Linked DNA regions of Homo sapiens: regions 2 and 3 are each linked to region 1. A link is a loop called in an ENCODE intact Hi-C map of the cell type or tissue named here. Cell type or tissue: PC-3. All regions are shown on one strand.

Evidence for each region. Peaks named below come from ENCODE experiments on the same cell type or tissue, not always from the same donor. Only the 100,000 strongest peaks of a DNase experiment are listed, where the experiment ranks them.
Region 2: a loop joins it to region 1, with 3 times the contacts of the local background. A loop is called at or near these places in 2 of 110 quality-filtered maps.
Region 3: it touches region 1 in a loop (8-fold over the local background); 4 of 110 quality-filtered maps call a loop at or near these places.

Annotation. Positions count from the first base shown.
Region 1 is chr3:29,183,129-29,191,128 of GRCh38, forward strand. No RefSeq gene overlaps it. Among named protein-coding and RNA genes, the nearest start is that of RBMS3-AS3, 94 kb to the right of the region's middle. In PC-3, no CTCF peak of the experiment used is centred here; DNase peaks (open chromatin) are centred at 3,313 and 4,103; H3K27ac peaks cover 4,121 bases.
Region 2 is chr3:29,437,869-29,445,868 of GRCh38, forward strand. The region is part of intron 2 of RBMS3 (RNA binding motif single stranded interacting protein 3); the gene reads left to right. Among named protein-coding and RNA genes, the nearest start is that of RBMS3, 160 kb to the left of the region's middle. In PC-3, no CTCF peak of the experiment used is centred here; no DNase peak of the experiment used is centred here; H3K4me3 peaks cover 918 bases.
Region 3 is chr3:29,760,330-29,768,329 of GRCh38, forward strand. RBMS3 (RNA binding motif single stranded interacting protein 3) reads left to right here. Exons shown (of 15, transcript NM_001003793.3): 6 at 2,581-2,660. Among named protein-coding and RNA genes, the nearest start is that of RBMS3-AS2, 120 kb to the left of the region's middle. In PC-3, a CTCF peak has its summit at 4,518; a DNase peak (open chromatin) is centred at 4,462.

The sequences.
Region 1 (8,000 bases):
TGTAAGTACCTTATTTTTCTGTATTTTGAAAATTGGATGATTTATGCAGTTACATTTTCAATCTAGCGTGGGTATCTATTAATTGGGCTTTTTTTCTAATGATATAATGCTTCTAAGGTAAGAATTTGCTGCTCTTGAGTAAAAGAGATAAGAATTTAAAAAGTCTTTTAAGTGTTTAAGTAACATGTTTGGATGATTTTTGCTGAAAACTGATATTGCACTAAAAGTTATTTCTAAGTGATGTAGTGTTGGTGTGGAGACTGGATGCACATGTATCTCTGGTTTTATTCTTCTGGTTTCCTTTTGACTGTTGCTTATGAATTTAGTTGGTTGCTTTTGTGCTGAGACAGGATGTCTTTCAAAATGACATAAGAAGCCAGTGGCGGGGGGGGATCATGGATGCCCCCACTTTCATCAGTGGCCTCGTTGACATATTTATACAGACATAAATATGTAGAAATCGATTCATCAGTAGGGTGTTTTTCAGTTACTATTACACAGATATCTGAGGTTGTTGGCATAGATGACTCAAAGGGCAAGGGAAATAAACCTCTAATAAGGGAAAAATGAACTCATGGAATTTGAAGACCTTTTAGAGTAGGGTACGTATTTCACCAATATGTTTTTCTGTTTTGATTCAATTCTTATGGAGTAAAATTTTTCTTTGATTGCAAATTACCTTTTGTATACTTGAAAAACGTCATGATTAATGTTGATTAGTAAGATCTCTCTTTACTGCTAAGAACCCACGCACAGGATTCCTAGAAAATGAAAGACCTTTGAAAGTGAATCACATATGCCTCTCGTAGCAAATCGTCTAATTGGTGAGTCACAGTAGACATGGATTCTGCAGCCATTTCATTCAGAAGACCTATTGTAGACTTCTGTACTTCAGCTATCCTGCTGGCATTTTAAGGTTATGGAACTATAAAGTACACAGTGCTTCTAAGTTGAGAGAATGTGTCTCAAATATCATGTCATAATTTCACTTAAAAGAAGACTCGAGGAATTCACTTAAAATGTAAATTAGTATGACTTTTTTCATAGGCAATTTGGAAATAACTATCAAAATTGCACATACTTTTGACTCAATAATTAAACTTTTGGCATTTAATCGGACATGTACAGGATATATGCACAAGGATAGTGTTGACAACAGTTTTGAAATTACTTGGACCTCAATAACCATATTTTCTTTTCATTTATCTTTTAACAAATACTTATTAAGCATTATTAACCATTTAATATGTTCGGTATTTTTCTAGGTGAAAGAAATCCAAGAGTGAACAAGACCAAGTCTTGCTCTTATGGAACTTCTATTCTAGGGAATGGGGAAGTTGGTTATTATATAAAAAAAATATAAATACAAAGAAGCAAACAAGAGAGAAAATTATACCACAGTGTTATATGCTAAGCAAAATAAATTCTACACAGAGACTTAAAATAAATAGAAGTAACAGAGAATAACTGGGTGGCTACTTGTGATTGTGTGGTCCACCAAGTCCTCATTCAGGAGGCCGGGTTTTATCTGAGATCTGAATGAAAAAGAGATGTAACTAGTCAGAGTTTGGGAGGATGAGCATTATAAGCAGAGGAAACAGCTAGTGTGAAGGATCTGAGGCAGCAGTGAGCCTGGTTCCCTACACAGGGAGAAAGTCATTGGAACTTAGGAGAGAATAGAGAGATAAAGTCAGAGAGAGAGAGACAGGGACCACTTTATTCAGATTGAAAAGTAGCACTTTGTCATACCAAGTAAGGAGTTTATATTTTATTTAACTGCGATGGAAAACTATCAGAGTGTTTTAAGCAAGGAAATAACATGACATAATTTTTTTAGGACTCAGTCTGACTGCTAAGTGGAAAATTTCTGGTGGAGTAATAGGAAGTAAAGCACAGAGTCAAATTAGGAGAGTATTACACACACATATGTGTGACTGCAAAAAAATACATTTTCTTGTAATATCCTTTGACCTATTTGGTGTTCAAAATATATGGAACCTGTATTTATAATGAAAAACCAAGTTGCATTTATTTTGCATAAATTTTTCTTTAGTAACCAGTTTCATATCTAGTATGTCTCATTAGTTTCTTCTTGAGTAGTTATTTGTCAAGCCAGAAGATGACAAATTGTAATTTAATAAAGTATTTCAATTCATATTCTTATTGGCTTCAAGGTCATCTAAAAGTAGCTGACATTAATTGAGCACTTAATGTTTTCCAAGCTCTGTACTAAGTACTTTTACATGAATTTCACACACACACACACACACACACACACACACACACACTTTTTTCAGAACAGTCCTAGGAGGTAGGTACTATTATTATCATTTTAAGGGTTAGTGAAATGAAGTTCAGAAAAATTAAGTATCTTTTCTTAAGTTACACGACCAGAAGTGGGGCCTGAGATTCAAACATTGGCTGTCTAGCCTCCCACTAGTATTCTTATCCATTGTATTATATTGCCCCTTGACATTGAATCACTGTGTCTTTATTTACATGCCAAGGACAGTTACATGATTATATCTCAGAAAGAACCCTTGCTAATAATTTAGTTTAGATGTTCATGTTACTCTTTAGAGAAATATTTGCATTTATAGGATACTTGATTTTAGGTCTGGGGGTAGGAGGAAACAATAGGTGCTATCATGTCTTAGAAACCACTAGGAAAATTACAGGTTATCTAGCTACTTTTTGTGCTTTAAGGCCCAGCAGCTGATACTTTCTTTTGTCTCGCTGCTGTGAGTCAAGTGAGTCAAGTAAGAAAAGTAGAAGTAAAAGATTAGAAAATCCTTAAGAAATAGTCATGGGCTTCACACTTCTGATTTCAAGGACACTCTGAGGATCAACTTTAAAGCCTACTTGGAATTCTTTCATTATCCCAACATTATAACTTTCTTTCAAATTTTCTTTCCATGCCTGAACAGATGGCATTAAACTCTTGACTCACAGATCAGTGCTCATTTAACTCTGCTACTGCTTTGTGAAAGGAATTATATAATCTAAAAATACATCAGAGGTTCAATATAGGGAGACTTTGAGGGCTGGGTTTGGAAGACAACATGCAAAAATGTTGACTATTTCATAGTTTTTACTTGAGTCCATTTTTCAAGAGAAATATTTGGGGCTTCAAAATGTGAGAGTGGATTCCATAGTTGCTATGCAGTCTAAGATCCACAGTGGTTTCGTGGTTAAAACCACAGAAATGGAATTCTTGTCTGAATAGATTCCCAGTGATTTTCTTGAGTCACATAATTTAGTAGCCTTTAATGGAGCTATAAATCCTCTGCCTGCCTTGTGAAACTCATGTCCTTTTCTCCAAGTCACTAGTTTGATTGAAGATTTCCAGTTTTTTAACTGGATATCCTGGAGTTACAAGGGTGTCAGCCAATGTGGTATTTGTGTAGTAAGTATATGTGACTCAAAGGCTTCCCCTTTGCCTCTATTCCCCTGCTTCTGAGGAATCCTGATATCCCATGAATGTGTGGTTAGTTAACTTGAAATTGGTAACCTTGAGATTTTATTCTAGGATTTAATCTAGATTTTATCTCAGAATGCAGTTAGGCCTCTCCCTGACCAAGTAAGGATTTTCTCAGAGCTCTTTTGTACATCACTGTATTAGTTTCCTATGACTGCTGTAACAAATTACCGCTGACATTGAGCTAAAAACAACATGTCTATCTTTTATAGTTCTGGAGGTTGGAAGGCTGAAATGAGTTTCACTGAGCTGAAATCAAGGTGTTGGTAAGGCTGTGCTCCCTCACGAGGCTCCAGAGGAGAATCTATTTCTTGGCCTTTTCCAGCTTCCAGAGCTATATTTATTGCATATCTTGGCTCATAGGCCCTTCTTCATCTTCAAGGCCAGCAGCATAGCATCTTCACATCTATCTCTGCTCCATCTTCAGATCACCTTCCCTATCTATAGTCAAATCTCTCTCTGCTTCCCTTTTACAAGCTCACTTGTTATTTCATTTAAGGGGCCACCTGGCTAATCCAGGATAATCTCCCTGTCTAAATATTTTTAAGTTAGTCACATCTGCAAATTTTATTTTGCCATATAAAGTCATACTCACAGGTTCTGGGGATTAGGTCATAGACATCCTGGTGAACCATTATTCACCTTACACTGATCATAATATTCCGTGACTCAATGACTAATTTCTGAGTCATTAGGTAAGTATTTGGGGCTTCTTGAAATTAATGAGGCTTATCTTACTGAGGGAGATAATATGAGAGGGATTCTTTGAGTGATAGAGGATGAAATCCCTGTGGCAATTCAAAATTATTGAAACTCACAAATATAAGTTTGATTTTCCAGAAATCCACTGTATTTCCACTTCTAAAATGACGTCAGTGTTAACTATCCCCTTGGTAACTACTCCAATACATATCTTAAAAGAAAATAAAAAGACAGGATTACTAAAGCTCTACTAATGTTTTATTCACTGCACTAGAATTTCCAGGCATCTAGAATGCCCTCACCAGCTTGGATAATATTCAAGAAGTGGCAAAAAGTAATATTCAAAATATTCAAGTAATGAAATATTACAACTTTTTAGCCACATATTAAATACGGAAATACCTTTTATTATCCAAGGAAACTACTAATATATAAGTGAATTTATATAGTGATATTATTTGTAGTACATTTTATTCCAAAAATCATTCCACAAGTTTCCAAATAGTATATGGACTAGTGTGTTGGTGTGATCTGTCATTTGACACTTCTGTTACTAGCTAAATGATAACTCTATCTGCTTCATGACTTAACATCACTTAACATGGAATAACATCGAATTTCCAACAACTTTCTATTAATTGAGAACCATTATATGAGGATAATGTTAATTAAAAGGAAGAGGATTCATTTTCTGCCTTCATACTAGCTCTCTGGTCTCCCTGCATCTACTCCTCTCTTGCTCCTTTCTTTTCTCACATTTGAAATTTATAATTTAAATGATCCTAGGGACGTGGAGAAAAAGAAGGGAATTAGAAAGAGATGGAAAGTAGATAGTAACGATCTGATCCTAGGTGCTGAGGCCAGGAGCCTGTGTACCTTCTTTTTTTTTTTTTTTTTTCCTTTTCCAGTGAGGAAGTACAATATGACTTTTCACCCCACTGAGGCTAATGAGGAGACAGTGCCCAAGTGTAGCCCACTTAATAAGGGAGACAAAGCAGAAAGAGGTAAAGAAAATAGAAAGAGGTAAAGAAAACCTCTGAGCAGGTGCTCAGAGGTTCATGCTGCCTGCAGGTAGTAGAGGCTTCTTCTAAGCCTTTGTCTATCCCTTCAGAAAATAGCAGGCACAAAGGAGAGGAAAAGTGGGAGGGCTGTACTAATTTTCTCTTTCAAAAAAAAAAAAAAAAAAAAGATCTGAAAGGGGAAGGGTGCAGACCTAGTACTGTCTTGCTGAAAGAGTCTCTCCTTTAGTCATTAAATAGGTTTCCAGGAGATTCCCTCCCTAGAAACTTGTTTACAAGCCTCAGAGACAACTGCCTTTCACCAAGAATTAGGTTGTCAAATGAAACAAGGGTTCCCAAACCTACCAGAAGGGACATTAGCCCACAGTAAAGGCATTTTCTGTGTATGTCTATGGCAACTGCCTATATCCCTGGCACCTAATAGCCTGAATAGCTGCTTCCTCAGCCCAGACCATGCTTTTCCCCATGGATAGGGACATGCGTTTTTTGTTTTTGATTTTTTGTTTTTGAAGTGTATAGAAAAGATAGGAAGAGGTTGAAGTCTCCTTTCTTCTATATGAGGACCTTTATGCATCAAAGACCTACCAACTTTGCAAATAAATAGCAAATCCTCTGTCACAGGTCCTCTATCTCTGCGCTCCAATGCCTGAGCCAGAAAGATATCTTGGAATCACAGCTTACTTGTTCATAGTTTCTGAAATGATACACAAATGCTGGGATTTAGATTATTAATTTTCATTGGTTATTCCAATTACTTTTATTCTATTTACTAATGTGTGGAAGTGTGTCAACACTTTAACAATTAGTATTTCTCTATACTAGCTTAATAATAGGTCTACCTAGACTCTTGGAGCTATGGAAAACTTTTCAAAAAGTACTGACAATAGACAGTTTTCAAAAGATAATGAACAGATCTCCAGATACTGTGAATTCTCTTTTGTAAACTGATTTGCCTGAAAACTCACCAGTATTACAATAGCTAAGGTCAACATATTCCCCAGTTTTCCTAGTTTATGCTTATTTCCTAGTATAGTTATTAATGATATCCCCTTTAACTCTAAAAAGTGTTTAGGTTTAGAAGTTATATTATATGGTCTCCCTACCACACTCCTTTACAAAAAAAAGGCATATTCCTTGCACATAAATCTTACTGTGCTTCACTGCTTCAGGGTTTAAAATCTCTCCAGGGAGCACCAACAAAGGAGATGCCTCATGTAATGATTAATCAGGTACCATAAACCAATGGGGCTTCTAGTCTTTTCCAGCCATGTATGTATCTCTGTACTAAGGGAGAAGGAAAGTCTTTAACTTACATCTTTTGCAATTATTTAAACTTTTAATGAGATTTTTAGATAACTGAGAAATGGGATACAGGGCATGTAATTTTTCAAAATTCTTCTAGGCATATGTGAACAGTTTGAAGACCTTGGCTCAATGGTAGTTTTCCTAAGCTTCCTTTTTTACATCATGGAGGCCACTTTTAGTGAAAGGAGCTGCTCAGAATTCACAACTCTTGCTGCCCCCAACTCTGCTCAATTTTCCCAAAGGCCAAGAGAATAAATACTCTGCACACCTGTATCTCTTTCATTGTATAGCACATCTAAGCCTATAATTTTTTCCCCTAACATAAATCTCCAAGACTAAATAGACAAGGCAGATAATAACATGGTTGACTTCATTTAAGGTGGGTTAACAAACTTTATCAATTAAAATTATTTTGCTACTCATAACAGAACATCCAACTGACAGTGGCTTCTAATGGTAAGGTTTATATTAACTGCCTTAATAAAAAGCCTGGATGTAGGGGTGCACATTTATATTTGTCAAAGATGGCTGCAATAACACCACGCATTCCACATTTCTGTCTGCAATACGATATTGCCATTTCCCAACCAAGAAATGGGGTCTCATAGCCCTGTTCTTGAAACTGGCTGGCCTTTGTATCTCACTTCTAATTGATAGAATGTGGTAGAAGTGATGCAGTGTGATTTTAGCTTTGAAAAAGCTATGCAGCTTCTATGTGGTTTTCTTGAAAAGCTTAGCTTCTGAATGCATTCTCTCTGGACACTGTCACCACACTCTTCCAATCACCATGCAATGAGGAAGCCCCAAGCCACATGGAGAGACCACATGTAGGTTCTCTGGGCAATAGTTTCTTGGGCCTACTTCTTGAGGTACCAGACATGAGTATGAATGACTCTCCAGATGATTACATTATCTAACTGTCTGAGCCACTTTCAGGTATCGGTGTCTTCCCATCTAAAGTCCTAGGAATGAGAGAGCAGAGATAAATCCTTCCCATTGTGTCCTACCTAAGTTTCTCTCCCACAGAAACAGTGATCATAACAAAATGGCGGTAGTTTTAAGCTGCTAAACCTGGGATAGTTTATTTTTCAGCAATAGTAACTGGAACAATAACTATGTCTACATTTGGTGCAGCAGTTGATCAACATCATCTAAGAGACAGGCTCGTTCTGCCTTTCCTCTTTGCCATCCTCTGTGTGTTGGTGATGTCACGTCTCTTTGAAACGAGATGAAACCTACAACTCTAAACCTTTCATTTATATAGTACAGTGCTCCAAGAAGGTAGGAAGAAAGCAGGGGATTTTACCTTGTGCTACAATTTTTAGAAACATTTTAAATAAAATTTTTAATTTCCAAATAAAAATTATATACATTTATGGTGTATATCGTCATGTTTTAAAATATGTATAAGTTGTGAAATGGCTAAATCAAGCTAATTAATAAATGTATTACCTCATATACTTATTTTTTATGGTGAAAACACTTAAAATCTACTC
Region 2 (8,000 bases), 250 kb after region 1:
AGACTTACTCAAGATTACCTTTTGTATCTTTCTCCAATCCCCTCGTGCAGTGTTGGCAGGGGCACAGTCAGAATTTATTCAGCTTCATGGGTATGACCTGATGGCTGAAAAAACCTTTGGTAAGAGACCAATGCAGGTCATTTGTAAAACCTTGCTTGTTTCTCTCTCTCTCTCTCTCTCTCTCTCTCTCTCTCGTAGTGTTGGCCTCTCACAGTGCTTGTTACCATTTTACATTAACAGTCTTCTAAAGATTAAAATCACTTTCCATTCCTGTACCTCATCTCACACTTTAAAATAATTTCACTCACACAACAGATAATTTTAGTAGATTTAAATGAACTTGCCATCAAGATTCATTTTCCATATTTATTTCTATGAAATTATAAGCACTTTTAGAGTTAATATTCCTTATAGGAAATGCAATATTTGCTAATATCCATTGTAATAAAATAATAGAAAACAGATACACAAAACAGCATATTGTCTTTTTTTAAAAAGGCATAGACATATTGGATTTTCTGGTATTAGTATATTATATCCATGTTAATGCTAATGAACGGTAAGAAAATTGTATTAAAGAAAAAGAAATTGCATTATTTCTAAATATATAATCTGAGAGCAAATTCTTATTGAGGAATTCTATTCACATTCATCATCAAAACTTCTATGTTCAGATCACAAGTAAAATCAAAGAAAAGAAGATAAGACTGAAGAACAATAAATATAAAGAATGATTTTACTCTATGGAAAAATCTAGTTGTACCTATGTTTTGGATGAATACATTATACTGTGCGTAGCGTAGAAAATAGTATAGTTAAAAACCTTGTAATGTCTTTTTCTTGAGACACCTTAAGGAACTTTATTTTGTTCTCAATCAAGAAATATTTACAGATTATATCCTGCATGCCTGTGGTGAGGAGTCAGTGGTGAGTAAATTTAGATAAAGGAGAAATATTATATTCTACTAGGGAAAATGGGCATCAATTAAATATATGATCTGATAAAAAATTGCAACTGTAAGTGCAAAAGAGAGAGGAGCATGATACTAACAGATTTTTTAGCACAAGATTAGACCTAGTTAGGGCGATTAGCAAAGGTATCTCTGAGGAAGTGACAATTGAGCTAAGATTAGAAGGATAAATAGATTTAACTAATCTAGAAAAAAGTGGAAGAGCAGCCAGGTAAAGGAAACATTGTGTGCAGAGCCAAGGGCTGGAGGGGGCATGCCAAGGACAAAGGGCTAAGAAAAAGCCACGTGACTATAGCAGAGAGAAAGAGGTAAAGTGTGGGGCAAAATGAGCTAGAAAACACGAAAGGACAAGATGATTCCTTTGGAGATGATGTTAGAAGCTTGATTTATCTTAAGAACAATGGAGGAAATCATTGAATTGTCATAAACAGGAAGTTCGCATAGCTATATTTTTGTTTCAAATAGGTAACTCCAGCTGCAGAGTACGGAGAAGTGATCCTCTGAGATCAAGGAACAATTAGAGTAGGAATAGTTGAAAAGCTGAAAGAAGAATGCTTTTTGTTCAGAGAAGAGGGTGTGAGAAGTAATATTAGTGGTGGTAGAAAAATTATGTGTGGTGAAAGATTTTGTCATATGCATTCTTTTTTCCGTTAAAAAGCAGGGACATGGGAACAATTAACCAAATGAACTTCAAAAGAAACAGCAAAGTAGCACAGAATAGAACCCAAATGAGTTGATTTTTAGTTAATCTCTTTTTATTTATTTATTTATTTTTATTATTATTATACTTTAAGTTTTAGGGTACATGTGCACAATGTGCAGGTTAGTTACACATGCATACATGTGCCATGCTGGTGTGCTGCACCCATTAACTCGTCATTTAGCATTAGGTATATCTCCTAATGCTATCCCTCCCCCCTTTTTCTTACCCAGTCTTGAACGGGTCATCAATATACTGTTAAACAATTAAATGGCTGTAATATTAAAAGCACTAAAGGCAATGTAATAAAAACTAGGAATCCAACTGATTATACAGATTTACTCATGGATGGATGATCAGTTGAAGACTACTGACAGAACACTTGGATCATATATATCCTTTATGCTTATCTCAGGAAGACCAGACGGAAGTCGGAGAAGATAGATTTGGTTTAAGAAAGAGAGAGAGAGCATTGTAACTTTTTTGAGCCAGATAAAATATTTGTAGTGTAATGATTTTTTACATATAAGTTATATTTTGTCCTTCCAAGAAATTGGTAACTTCTATTTTATGATTCTGAATATGCCCTGGAAACACATTTAAATTGTTCCTAAAAAATAAAATCAAACGTGCATCATAATGGGTAGCATTTACAATGGAAAAAAATCATTATTGTATTTATATTTTCCACATCTACAACATATTTTATCTAACCATTTTGTGGCTTATAAATTTGATTTAATACAATGTTCTCAGGAAGCCCCAGCCAATTGCCCCCACTTTCCTGTGATTGACTGCTATGGAGTTAATTAAAATATTGTGAAGGAACAGAGTGCATTGTTTTTCTATTATAAAGTAAACATGCCGCTGCTAAGGCCACTTGAAACAGAATGCAGGAAAATAGAGGGAAACTCTTGGGTAGGTACATACATATTTCCAGTCCTTACCAGAAGAGCAGGAAAGTCAACTGCCCTGCCCCCACACTTTTCTCCGTAAATGTTTTCTTTGCTCAAGTCATGACACCCTAGCATTTCCCCCTTTAAAATGAAACTCTGAATGTCACTTTAACATTTAAAAAGAGAGGGGAAACACCCACAATGAAAAGCCAGAGGAACGAAATAGAAGTGTTTGCGCTGGAGAGCCGAAGGGTCTGCCCAAGCTAATCTCCCGGACTTTTACACAACCCTGTTGGATGTCTCATTATAGTGCGTGCTGAACGCTGAATAGTAAGAGCCAGACTCAAGTGCCATCCAGGCTCCGAGCGCAGAGTCCATTATACATGGTGTCAGACAGTTTTGACAAATGCACCGACACAATCAAACCTTTTATCAGTTTAAAAGTAACCTTGTCACAATAATCTGTCAGACTGTTCAGATACAACTAAAGGAAAACAAGTCATCATGCACTCCAGGGTAAACAAGTAAATAAGAAAAATGTGACTGGAAATTTTTAGAGTTCTTTCTTACTGTGTCATTGAAGATTTAAAAGTTTCCTCTAATAAGACCCTAGGAAATTTATTAGTAGCTGTCTTCTGCAAGTCAGACTCAAATTACGCAGCTGCTTTTGAGATGTCATAAATCTATGTGGTGGCAGGTGTGAGCAGGAAGTGAATACTGGAATCTTTAAACCCTGCCTTTGTGTATTTTAAATGAGAGAGTGCTTTAAAGACCCAAAACACGATGTTGGAATTCCTTGATTCAGCAGAGATTTGACAATGGGTTACGTATATTCATTCAGATTTGGGCAAAATTATGTTTGCCAAGCATCTGCTGTAAACTAGACATAGTATTTGATTAGTACTAAATAATTGTCATTAATAATAGGTTGTTATATTTATATATTTACATTAACACAGTTATTGTATATTACATGCCTCATACTCTACTAAGTTTTTAAATTATTTAATGTTCAAAACTTCCCTATGAAGTGGGAATAATACTTTCTTTAAACTGATACTCAAAAGGGTTAAGAAACTTGTTCAAATTTATGCAGCCACCATAGCCACCAGGATTCAAAATCTGGATCTGACTTCAAAGCCGATATTCGTAATCACTGAAACATTCATATAATGAGAATAAGGGTGGCATAAATCATAGGTTCTCAGTTCCATGACTACTCGTGAGAATCCCTTAGGGACCTTCAGAAAATAGGTTTGGACCTCAAGTGTTCTGATTTAACCAGTATGGGTCAACCTGGATTTTGGGATTTTTTAAAGCCTGCTCAGATAATTCTAGTATGTAGCAAAGATTGAGAACTTTTAGACTTAATGATGCTCACACAAATCGGAAAACATAATTTAATCCCCTGTTTTAGCTCTCTTACTCTGACTTTCATAGGCTCTAGCAATTTCATGGGACCTACCACTGTGCTTTCAATTATCCAGAAGTATTAAAAATGAATATTATTGTGAAAATTTGGGGATGAATTTGATTTTCTGATAACAAACTGACATTTTAGATTAGGCACATGGATAATAAAGCCCTGGAATATGCCTCTAGAAGTGTTTTCAAGGATGTCCTTGGAAGAATCTTACTTTCCTGCTTTATATAATTTCCAAAAGTCAAACATTTATTCAACATTCTACTTTTTAATAATGTTTGCATTTAATTGATGATTAAGCAAGAAACTCTTCCTATTTTGACTCATATGATTAAATTTCTATATATACTTACATTTTTTTGCCGACTATAGTTTAGTGAACAAAAGTCCAGTGAGTCTTAAAAAATAATTTACATCTCCTAGTGTTTTGGGGGCATCCTAGAAATTATTGTCCCACTGATTCATTGATCACTCATTTATTATTGTTTTTATTACTTTGAAGAATTTTCTGCTGAATGTTTACATATCTCATGATCAATTTAAAAATATACTTAAATTCCTGATAGCCGATGATATTTTTCCATATCTATCTTTGGAACAGAGAAGAGAAAAATAAAAATAAAAAAATCATTGAGAGGACCAATTGACTTAGTTTACGATCTTGATGGTAGCACAAAAAAGATGGAGATGTAAAAAGATGTGATCAACTCTTTCTGGATGTGCTGAGTAAACATCTGGAGCTCAGAGAGGTGGAATTCTAGGCAGATCTCATGCTGAATGCCTGAAAATTTGAGGGACTTGAGTTTTAAGGGCGGGACTCTGGCAAGTTCAGATGGCATCCTGGTTTTCTATTTGTCCAGTGATTTTTTAATTGATAAATACAGCTGACCCTTTTTAGTCCTTATTTTAATTAAGCTCTCTGTTACTTGACCCTGTTGACCCCTCCTTTCTTCTCCTATGGATGGTAAATTCCTTTTGCCTGGATTTCCTCTTACCTTTTGGAGATTATTCTTTCTACTTTCTCTTCTTCTACCTGTCTCTTGAATATTTTGGAGTTTTCTGGAGATTGGACCCCTCTTTTCACTCTATAAACTGTCTGCTCTTTATTACACAAACAACATCAGCTATTCTAATGACTAATAATTCTATATTGTCCACCATCAACTATTTGTTTAGTTCTGGATCCATATCTCATTATTCCCTAGACAATTCCAGTTTTGTAACCCAAGAGCTATCAAATTCATTGTCCAAAGAGGGTTATTCTTGGACTTATCCCTTCTTTAAGGGATCCCACTATTCTCTATGTGAATAGTGGTCCAAATAAAAAATCTTGGGGTAACTCTTTTCCCCAGTCTAGAATCAATTTCCAAGACCTCAACTGTTTGATATTTATGATACCCAATAGCTCGTCTGCTTCAGTACTGCCATGGTCTTTTTACTCATTTATTCAAACGTACTTATTGATTGTCATCTGTGTACCAAGCACTGCAGATATCTTAAGGATTGGTAAGTTTTTCCATATAATTTGCATTCTAATGGATAAAAATGATATATGAATAAATAATTAAAAAACATTAGAATATGTAAATGTCATGAAAAGCAGGTTGTAAGTAATGACTAGGAGGTTACTCTAGACTATGTGTTCTCTTTAATGTGAGACTTCATTTGCAGGAAGGAGTCAGGCAGATAATATTCAGAAATAATGCATTACAGACATATGTAAGAATTTGGCCAAAGCTTGAAGAAAGAAATGAGCTTGTTGTATACAAGGAACGTAAGAAAGGTTATGTATTCTTCTGCAAAGAATAGATTTTAGAGGAGTACAAGAGAAGAAGCAAGAAGACGAGCAAGGAGGCTTTTGTGGAAGTACAGGAAGGAGGTGGTGATGGCTTGGAATAAGATCACAATGGTAGAGGAGGTTAAGTGGGATGAATTTGGAATATATTTTGGAGATAGTTTTGATAGCATTTACTCATGAATGGCATATGACAAAAGGGTTAAGAGAAAGAGAAATTAGGGATAACGCCTTAACTCTTAGCTTGAGCATCTTGAGGGATGACTCCTTAACTCTTAGCTGGAGCGAATATGGAGCCATTTCAGAAAATGAAAAGGATTGTGGAAAGTGCAACTTTGGGTGGACAGAAATCAAGAGCTCTTCTTAGTCTTGTTATTTTTGAGACTGTATTATACATCTAAAATGAGCTTTGCATTGGGAGTTTAATATCTGATTCTAGTTTTCAAAGTGAAAAAGTAAAGGATATAAAATGGGAGCCATAAGCATTATAAATGGCTTTTAAATCCATATTGATGAGACAATAGTGTGGTATCTAATATGTACTACAGACTGTTCTAAGTATTTTGCACGTGAGTACTTCATATTACATATGTTAACTCATTTAGATGTCATGCCAATTCCCATTTTATAGGTGAAAAACCAATGACATGAAGAAGTTAAGTGACTTTCCCAAGGTCACACAGCTGGTAATTAGCAAATCCAGGCTTTAAATTAATAAGTTTTGTTTAAGAGCCCCATCTCTTAACCATGATCCATACATAGGGAGTGTGTATAACAATAAAAGAAAATGTTCACACAACTTGAATTCTGAGGTTCTAAGAGAATGAGAAACCAAGAAAGAAGTTTATAAAGGAACAATCAGTATGGTAAAGGACAACCAGGAGTGCAGGAGTGTGCTATACCACAGCAGCTGAAAGAAGAAAGTATTTAAAGAAAACAGAATGATGAAATGTGTTGAATACTTGCTGAGAAGTCAAGAAATATAGGGAGAGAGAAGTTACATTTGGGTTTGGCAACATCGAGGTCATTGGAAAACTTGAGCAGGAAAGTCTTTGTAGACAAGTACAAGCTAAAAGCCATTTGAAGTGGTCCTTTCTTCATCACTCAACAATTCTTTCAAGCGGAAATATATGCCTTTTTTTTTTTTTTTTTTTTTTTTGCTCCATCTATACCAAAATAGTCATCTTTCCTAACATTCCTCCCTTGATCTTCTGGTTTCCTCTATCATCTCCATCTATCTCTGTCTCTGTCACTATCTCAATTTCTATCTTGTTCCATTTCAGTAACTCCTCTTTCTTTCTTTTCCTGTCTGTTTCCTTCCCTCCCTACTCCCTACCAATCTGTACTGTATCCTTAACCGAAAACTTTTGAGGACAATAGATTTATTCAATTCATTTTTTTACCCCTAGTACCTAGTACACTTCCAGATTTTTAAGTGGTAACTGATAAATATTTAATGACAGAATGAAGCCCAAATTCATCAGTAATATAAAAATGATTTTATTGGACTTACATCATAAAACTTGTTCTAAGGTAGAGTTTGAGTTTATATTGGGAGATACAGGAAACAGCATTTTATCTTAGATGCTACATCCAATGTTGTGCCACTGAGGTGAAAGAAGGAAGGTTCTGAATATGAAGCTCTTTTATTGTGTAGATCCCAAGGAGAGTTTTGAAGGGAAGCCTCAGGATAACTTGAATCAAAAGAAACAAATAAGGATCAATACTTTGCTTACTCACTCAATATTGCTGCTGAGACAAAAAAAAAAAACTGTTTATTTTTGCCTGAGCCGTCAGGTTTCAGCTGTCAAACAGATCACAGTGTTCCACCAAATCTGCTAATTCTATGTCTAATTTAAGTAAGTTGGACTCGTTGAATGGTGTTTGCTGAATTTTGTTTTTTCACAGATTTCTCTTTGCAATCTTTGACTTTTAGGGGCACACAATAAGAAACTGTTGGTGAAAAAACACACAGAGCATATCTGTGTATTTGGCATAATAAAAATGAAAGCTTTTTATCTGAAAATTGGCAGTAGTATGGTATATACACATTGTTTAATCATATGATTGAGAATAAGGTACAGTTAAAAATTATCCTTAAAAAGAAAATTTTAAAAAACAAATTTTTGTTTTATTTCTTATCTGTTGTCATATTCGTTATATCTCTAACACAGTAGTATCTCTTGAGAAACAAGCACTTTGTTTTACACGGTAA
Region 3 (8,000 bases), 580 kb after region 1:
CCATGCCATTTTAAGACAAAGGATTTGATTTGTAGGACTCTTGCAAGCAAGCTTTAGATTCTTAACTGCCTTTTATCCAGATGAGTACCCAGAGAGAGATTGAACAGGGAGGGGGCTCTGAGGCATAAACTTTGCATTTTGTAGCTCTCCTGGAATAAAAATTCCATAAAGTAACATCTGTAGTAATTAAGGGCTTACATTTCCTCTCCCATTCATGTCTCTGCTAGGAGAGAAGGTTATTTTCCCAAAGAGACAATAGTGGATCCTGTGGGAAGAGAGAAAGAACAGAGTTAGAATTCTTTTCTTCCTGGAAATGGAAATTTTCTACTTAAAAAAAAAAAAAGATAAAAAAATTGAAAGACTTACAGTAAAAGGTTCCACTGGAAAGGAAACTTGAAAGAGTTAGGAAAATTGTACTTAGCTGTTCCTAAATATTTAGAATGAGGAAAGATTCCGCTTGCCTTTCTTATCCAAACATCTTCTGATATAGGGGAACTTGTGAGTGAGTAGTAAACAAAATGCTGTTTTTGTTTTTATTTTTATCTATTAAAATTGCATAAAGAGTTTTCTTTTTATTTGGACATCAAATTGATTCATTCTGAAGACTTTTTTTTTCAAAATAATACTTATGTGGATCCATTGGGTCACCTGATGATATACATACTGAGCGTTAATGTTAAGTTAGTTTCCTACACTCTCTTGTCATAGCAGGATCAGCTACTTAAATTAGGGTGAAATATGACAATGTAGATCCCTTTGTTAAAACACTGTTAAGAAGTTCAAGGTGGCAACAGCAGAACTTTAAACCAAGTGCAGGGTTGTTCTAAGTGTGGGGCTGTGTGTGAAGACATAGGCCTCATTCCTGTAAATTTAGCCCTGCTTGGCGGTAGAGATTTGTCATATCCATCGATACAGAAAGATGCACTCTCATCACATGCTTCATAAGAATGTACATCTGAAAACAAAACTTTGTCAGAGAATAATTATAGCTCAAAACTGGAACTCGTTCCTGATATTATCTTCAAACTTGTTAAACAAGTGATACAGATGCCCTGACTTCCTCTCTCAGTTAATTTTTAAGAATTTCCCGGGCAAACCTTCCACTGAGCCACATGCTTGCTCTCTCTACCACATTGTAATAAGGACGCACGCCCTCCAAGCTGCCCAGCTCAGCCCCCTGCCCTAATTACTTCGCCAAAAGCCTCTCCTAGATTCCGTGCCTCTTCTCAGCATTTCTCTCACTTCTGGGATTCCTCTCACATTTGAATTCTTATAGCTGTAATAAATATGTATAACTTACTTGACATTTGTTAGCATATTTTTTTTGTATCTTGTTTCCTTTGCCATGTAATATGGTCCTATAATATGGCCATGTAATATGGTCCTGAAATGGACATAAAATTTAGATGTAGGAAAGTTTTACAACTTGAGTTGATGGGCACCATTCCAAGAAAGCTCATATTAATAACAGCAGAAAATCCAAAATTAAACTTTGCCTTTTGAACACATTTTACACATTTCACACATTTCATACACATTCTTTCATGTGTGTGTATGCTGTTTCTTAAATGTATTTTTGCCTCTAGTATACTCTTTGGAAGACTTAATTTTCTTTTATCAGAATTAATCCTTAATTATTATCCTCCCCATCCAATTTTATAAAATAAAAAAGGCCAGATATTATCCATTATTTGGAAACTGCTACAAATATTACTGTACTTAAGATATGGTAACATTGCCAAAATTTAAATTATGTTGGTATGGCTCAAAATGTTCATGCTTTAGGTTGTATGTGAGATGCCAAAATTTGGCACAAGAATACCAGTTTAGGAATATTGATAAGATAGTATGAAAAAATAGGATATTGTCCAAAATTCAATATTGAGAAAGCATAGAACCTAAGGTTTGTGTATCTATACCTTCCTTCAACATGTAGGACCCCACCTAACTCTTTGGATGTCTTACATAAAGTGGATTTTCAATAAAAATGTCATAATGCTGACGACTACATTACTATACCAATCAGTCCTTTAGGCTGCAAGCCATGCAAATAAAACACATCTTGTCAACCTCTTTTGTGAAATCCATCAGCAGTATAGCTTAGTAGCTATAGCACAGGCTTTACTGTTGCACAGATGTCAGTTCAAATACTGACTTTTCCTCTTATTGGAAAGGTAGTTTATCTGTTTAAGCCTCAGTGACCTTATTGATATGAATGACAATAAAAAGACTTACCCATCAGGTTTGCTAATTCATCATTCAACAGACATTTGTTGAACACTTTCAATTGCCAAATATTGCTGGGTGAATTAAGATAATGCCGCAGGGTTACCTCTGAACGAGTGCTCAGAATAGAGCCCTCCACATAGACACCTTTCAAAGAGTGAATAATACTTTCTAAGCATTAATGAGTTTGTGATGTTCTCTTATCAATCTGGTCATCATGTTCATGAAAAAAGTTGGCAATTAGGGTACAATTCTCAAATCAAGTATTTCTATGGCTTTCTTGTTTTCCTTTACTTCTTAAGTTTCTTTTTCTTGACAACCATATATGACCTCTGGTTTACCTTTTTTTCCCAGAATGGAGTCTACTGAAAAATGTGAAGTGGTAATTCAACATTTTAATGGAAAATATCTGAAAACACCACCAGGCATCCCAGGTAAGAAATTCACTAATAAGTGACTGAATGATGCCGAGGCTTAAATTGCTCTTATTAGAATAAGTACATTGTAAAGCCCTTGTTGATCACTGCAGAGTTGGGGGGTTTGCTTTTCTTAATGTGTATTTTCAAATAATACTGTGTAGCAACTCATCTTTCTCAAAAGCTTTTTGGTAATTCTTCTTTTGCTTTTTGAATCTCTGCTGCTAACTTTCTAAAGTGGATTAGAAGAAAACCATAGCAAAGAATAGTTAAAGAATGATGTGCTGGAAGTGATAGAATTTTATGACTCAGCATTAATATTAAAATTCCAATTTCCAAGTTACAAAATATCCAAACAATGATATTCACAATGAATCCCACAAATTGATGCCAGCCCTGAAACATTTCTTACCAGTCCATGACAAGAAAAGCACAGAAACTGAGAGAAAGCATTTAGAAACTAGTATAGCGATTTGACAATGTCATGAAATCTCAGTGCATAATTTTCTTTTACAAAAATATCAGTTACTGACAAATTGGAAATTTTAGAAAATACTGTCTATTTATCAGAGCTAGTTTGAGAAGCCCCAATCTGGACTATCCCAGGGCATTTCACACTTCCCAAGGCAAAATTCCTAAGGTTTTATACACATTATAAAGTGTTCTAATTTTATGCTATTAAGAATTGCATTAAACATGAAATAATTGGATTTATTATGTGTATCAGAGCTACAAATGCCAGAACTTGAGGCAGTAGTGTATGTGGAAGGTTTTAATATTAACTAAGTAAAGTTTTAAATATAATTCCAATATAAAAAATTAACAATGGAATGAAGTATTAAACTAAGAAAAATTACGTAAAGATTCATCTGAATAAGGCAGTTTGGTTTATTTGTTGGTCTTTTATATACAGTTATTCTCAGAGGAGACTAAGGCGACTTCTTCCATCTTACAATATGTGACTTTAATCTTTTTAAGCTTGATTTCAATACCGTTTGCTGTATAATGCATCTACTATTTAAAACCCATCAGAGAGTTCAGAGGTTGAGCATTTTAGTTCCTTAAAATATATTGAGTTTATAGATAAGAGGAAGCATATACAAAAAGAGAAATATTTTTGTGGAGGGTTTTGTAATGACTTGCTTTTTTTAAGGGGGGATGTCAAGAATGCAGAAAGACCCTTCAGACAGACACTTGCATAATCTGAAAACCTAAAGTAGCTGATTGCTGGCTAATCAGTGAGTCAACATACAGTGAAGACTGTGCCTTGATTTGGTTAGCTTCCATGTGTAACGTTCCCTTGGGAACTGACTGCATTATGATCCAATTGGAGACATATGGTGTTGTTAAGAAAAGAGTTAGCAGTTTTCATCTCAGCATGTTAGCTGCCCTTGCATTTTAGCAGAAATACTTTTTTTTTTTTTGTATAAACAGACATTTTAAGACACTTTACTCAAATCCGTCATCGAGTAAAGGAGTTGCATTGTTTGTGGACTTTCCTCTTGTTTGTCCTATTTCATCCAACGGATACCTATTTATATAGAAGTTGTTCAAACTAGGTGTAAATTATATAATTATATAAAAATAAAAATGAGCACACTGTGTAGAAATTATGAATGATTCAAGTTTTAGCACAAGTCTCAATTTTTTGATTTGTTCAAAATATTGGTATGTCAAAAAGACGTATTGAAAGCCTTCTTGCCCTGATTGATTTGAAAGTATTTTATTTGGTTTTCCCCAATGAACATATTGCTGACTAATACAATTTAATGCTGAAGACAAAGAAAGTCACTACAAATCCCCAAATGTCTGGGCATCCTTCCAGAATATGCAGGCTATGATATTAACCTATCTAATATCATAGCTACACCCAATGGAAACATTGTGAATAGCAGGAACTTGGTTATGAGTTTTCTCACTCATTTTTATCTCCCGGGAACAAGAAAGACAAAATAATTATGTTCAGTTATAAAACTCTTAGGAGAGACAACTGTATGCTTCTGAGATTTCCACTCATCATAATAGAACTAAATACAGAATATTGATCATCATCAGTGCTTGAATCTGCTTATTTATAAATTACTTTGAAAGTTAGAGTTGAATAAAGGCTTCAAATGCTAAGTAAAGACATTTAATCTTTGATACTTAAATTAGGTGTGGAAGAAAAGAGGATATAATACAAGATATGGGTATTTTGCAAGGTAAAGTAGTAATTTGCCCTTGTTGAGTATAATTACTAAGTCATAACAGGTATAATTACAATTTGGGTATATGCTGTCTGCCTTTATTGGTCCTCATTACTTATTACCTGGAAATAGCTGAAATCTTACTTTCAGAAATGTATGTCTTAACCAATATTTGATTCCATATTTAAGACAGGGAGTAGGATATCACTATGAGCTATGGCATCAGATATTTATACTTTTTTTAAGTGGCCAATTTCCGAATCTTTTTCATTACTTTAGAGAGTGTGTCTTTGCTTGTGAATATGCTCAACTATAATTGGTGTGACCCACTGAAAACTAAAATACAATTTTTAAAATTTGAAAAATCTCAGTGTTCTGCCTTATCAAGATTTGACATATTTGAATTCAGAAGTTTGTGGTTTTATAGAACTGCACATTGATTGTTTAAATACATTGCTTTAAGGTCATGTAGATGAGGGACTCACAGGGATCCAATAATGATGACCTGAGATCCTCGGGTCTTAAGAAAGCTGTGGAAAGATTGAATATGATGTCAATCATCTTCTTCTCATACTAGGGCCCTATTGTATTAGTTTGTTTTCATGCTGCTGATAAAGACACATCCAAGACTGGGCAATTTACGAAAGAAAGAGATTTATTGGACTTACAGTTCCACGTGGCTGAGGAGGCCTCACAATCATGGTGGAAGGTGAAAGGCATGTCTCATATGACGGCAGACAAGAGAAGAGAGCTTGTGCAGGCAAACTTCCCATTTTAAAATGATCAGATCTCATGAGACTTATTCACAATCACAAGAACAGCACCGGAAAGACCTGCACCCATGATTCAATTATCTCCCACTGGGTCCCTCCCACAACACATGGGAATTCAAGATGAGATTTGGGTGGGGACACAGCCAAACTATGTTGCCTACATTTAATATAACTCTAAGCAAGTACTGAGCAATTGGTGCCATATTCATACGGTCTACGTCTCTGTTTAGGCACAGTGTGGGGAAAATGTGCCTGTGTTATTGGGCAAATATAATGGCATTTGGTTTCTGTCACTGTTGACAATGACAATTATTCTTAAAGGAGATGCAAAGCTAATTATTTTCCTGAGATGATCATCTAGTTTCCAAGTCCCCTACTATGTCATTTCTAAAAAAGAACAAGGAAAAAATCTATTTCAACCTAAAATGTTGACATTGCTCTGAATTTCAAATTCTAAAAATTTCATAGTTAAGGAAATTTGCAAGGACATGTAACACTGACCACATTTATGTTGCTGCCCCATTTCGATTTGAGCCATTGTTGGAATAATTTGCTAATTAAATATGATTCATGTTGGTATTGGGTTCTAATTCCTGACAGATAAGTGAGTTGGAAGAGAACTTTACAGATATCTTTTTGGAACACGCTTTATTTCTCTGGGCTCCTCCTATTTATTCATAAAAGATCTTTTTTTAAATGAATACATCATGGATGATTGATGTCTTTTAGCATATCCCAGAACTACCTCTGTTCATTTTAGATTATAATGTTATCCCCAGATTTTGGTTCCCTGGATCAATGAAGCTAAATATACATGCCAAAAATCAAATTATTGAGTACTAGTATACAGGAAGTTAACAAAGATCAGTCACATGTATTGCTGCTAGCAGATGAGAAGGAGAGACCAAAAGCATGTGTTAAATAGTGTCAATCGTTTGAGTGTTGTAGCCATCAGCAGAAAGAGATCATTCAGCGTTTTCTCCCTTACCTAGAGGGAAAAGAAAATACAGCATTCCATAAATGTTGCATGTCCTACATATCGATCTTGATGTTTTTCTGGACAAAATGAAGGATCATTAGTTGCTTGCCTGCCTAACCCCAGACATTTCTTTGTCCCGTAATGAATTACACAGCAATGTTGTATAGCCCCAAAGTGTTCCATTTTCAAATCTCTGGCAAAAGCAAAGGGTTAGTTCCCAGACACTTCAGGGATCTGTGGGGCATGGACTTGAAAGGCTCACTTTCAAAGAGCCCCCAGAGCAGAATGATACACCATGCGGAAAAGGTTTTCACATGTAGGGACATGTATTGATGAACAGAACATGCAGGCCGGTTTGTAAAAAAATAAATCATGTTTTGCTCCCAAACTAGACATTTGTTTTTTCCTGTAAGCACGTGCTCCTATCAGTGGAGCAATCTTTTCAGAATAAAATGGAATAACTAACTTCTGGTATGCTTTCCTTACTCTTTACATAATTGTTTCTAATCTTAATTGAACTCTAAGAAGTAAGGAAAATTTGAGAGAAAGCCTACCACATTATGGGATCTTTAAAAATTTAACAACTCTTGTGACTGACAGAACTTTGCACAAGTAGTTATGTATCAGAGGAATAATATTTTTCGAATAAATAAAGCATGGGGCTTTTTGATGCTTTGACATAGTAATTTTAGTGTTGTGTGTTGATGTAAATAACAATGTGTATGACTATGTATGTATATGAATACTTTATGGGAGCAAGCAAGGAAAAATATTTACAAAATGATTTTTTAAATGATGAACACAAATGTTTGTATAAACTTAACATTCCTGCCAGAGTAAAATATCGACAACATATTTAAATGCAATTTATCTTAAATTTATCTTATGTGATTCAAAAATCAGAATATTTAAGCAATAGATTTACAAATTTTTATCAGTGGGAAATGTTGCAGAGCTTTGCGATCTGTGTTTGCTCAATAGTAACAGTCTATTAAGTCCACAAATACAACTATAGCTGAGAAGAGGTAACAAATAAAAAATGCTATGGTATATAGTTGGGCAAAAAATATGTCTTGATTGTTCTGCTCAGGTGGCGCATTGCTTCTCTCCAAATGTTTTATCTTTGTGAAACTAAAGCATCACTTGTATAACATGCTTTGTGAACAATGTAATCCCCAATTGGGTATCATTTTAGATTTTTCACTGGAAAAATTTTTGTATTCTTAATGTTGGTGATGTCTTCAGATTATTTCTATGCATCAAACATACTTTGTTGCTTCATGATGAAGAAAACACCTTTAAAATATTATTAGTGAACTTCACAGAGCAGCTGGACAACATCATGGTCAATGGAGTCTGAGAATCTATGTGAGTCCTATGGAATTTGATATGGTCAATCAGTTTTCAACCTTTCTATGGA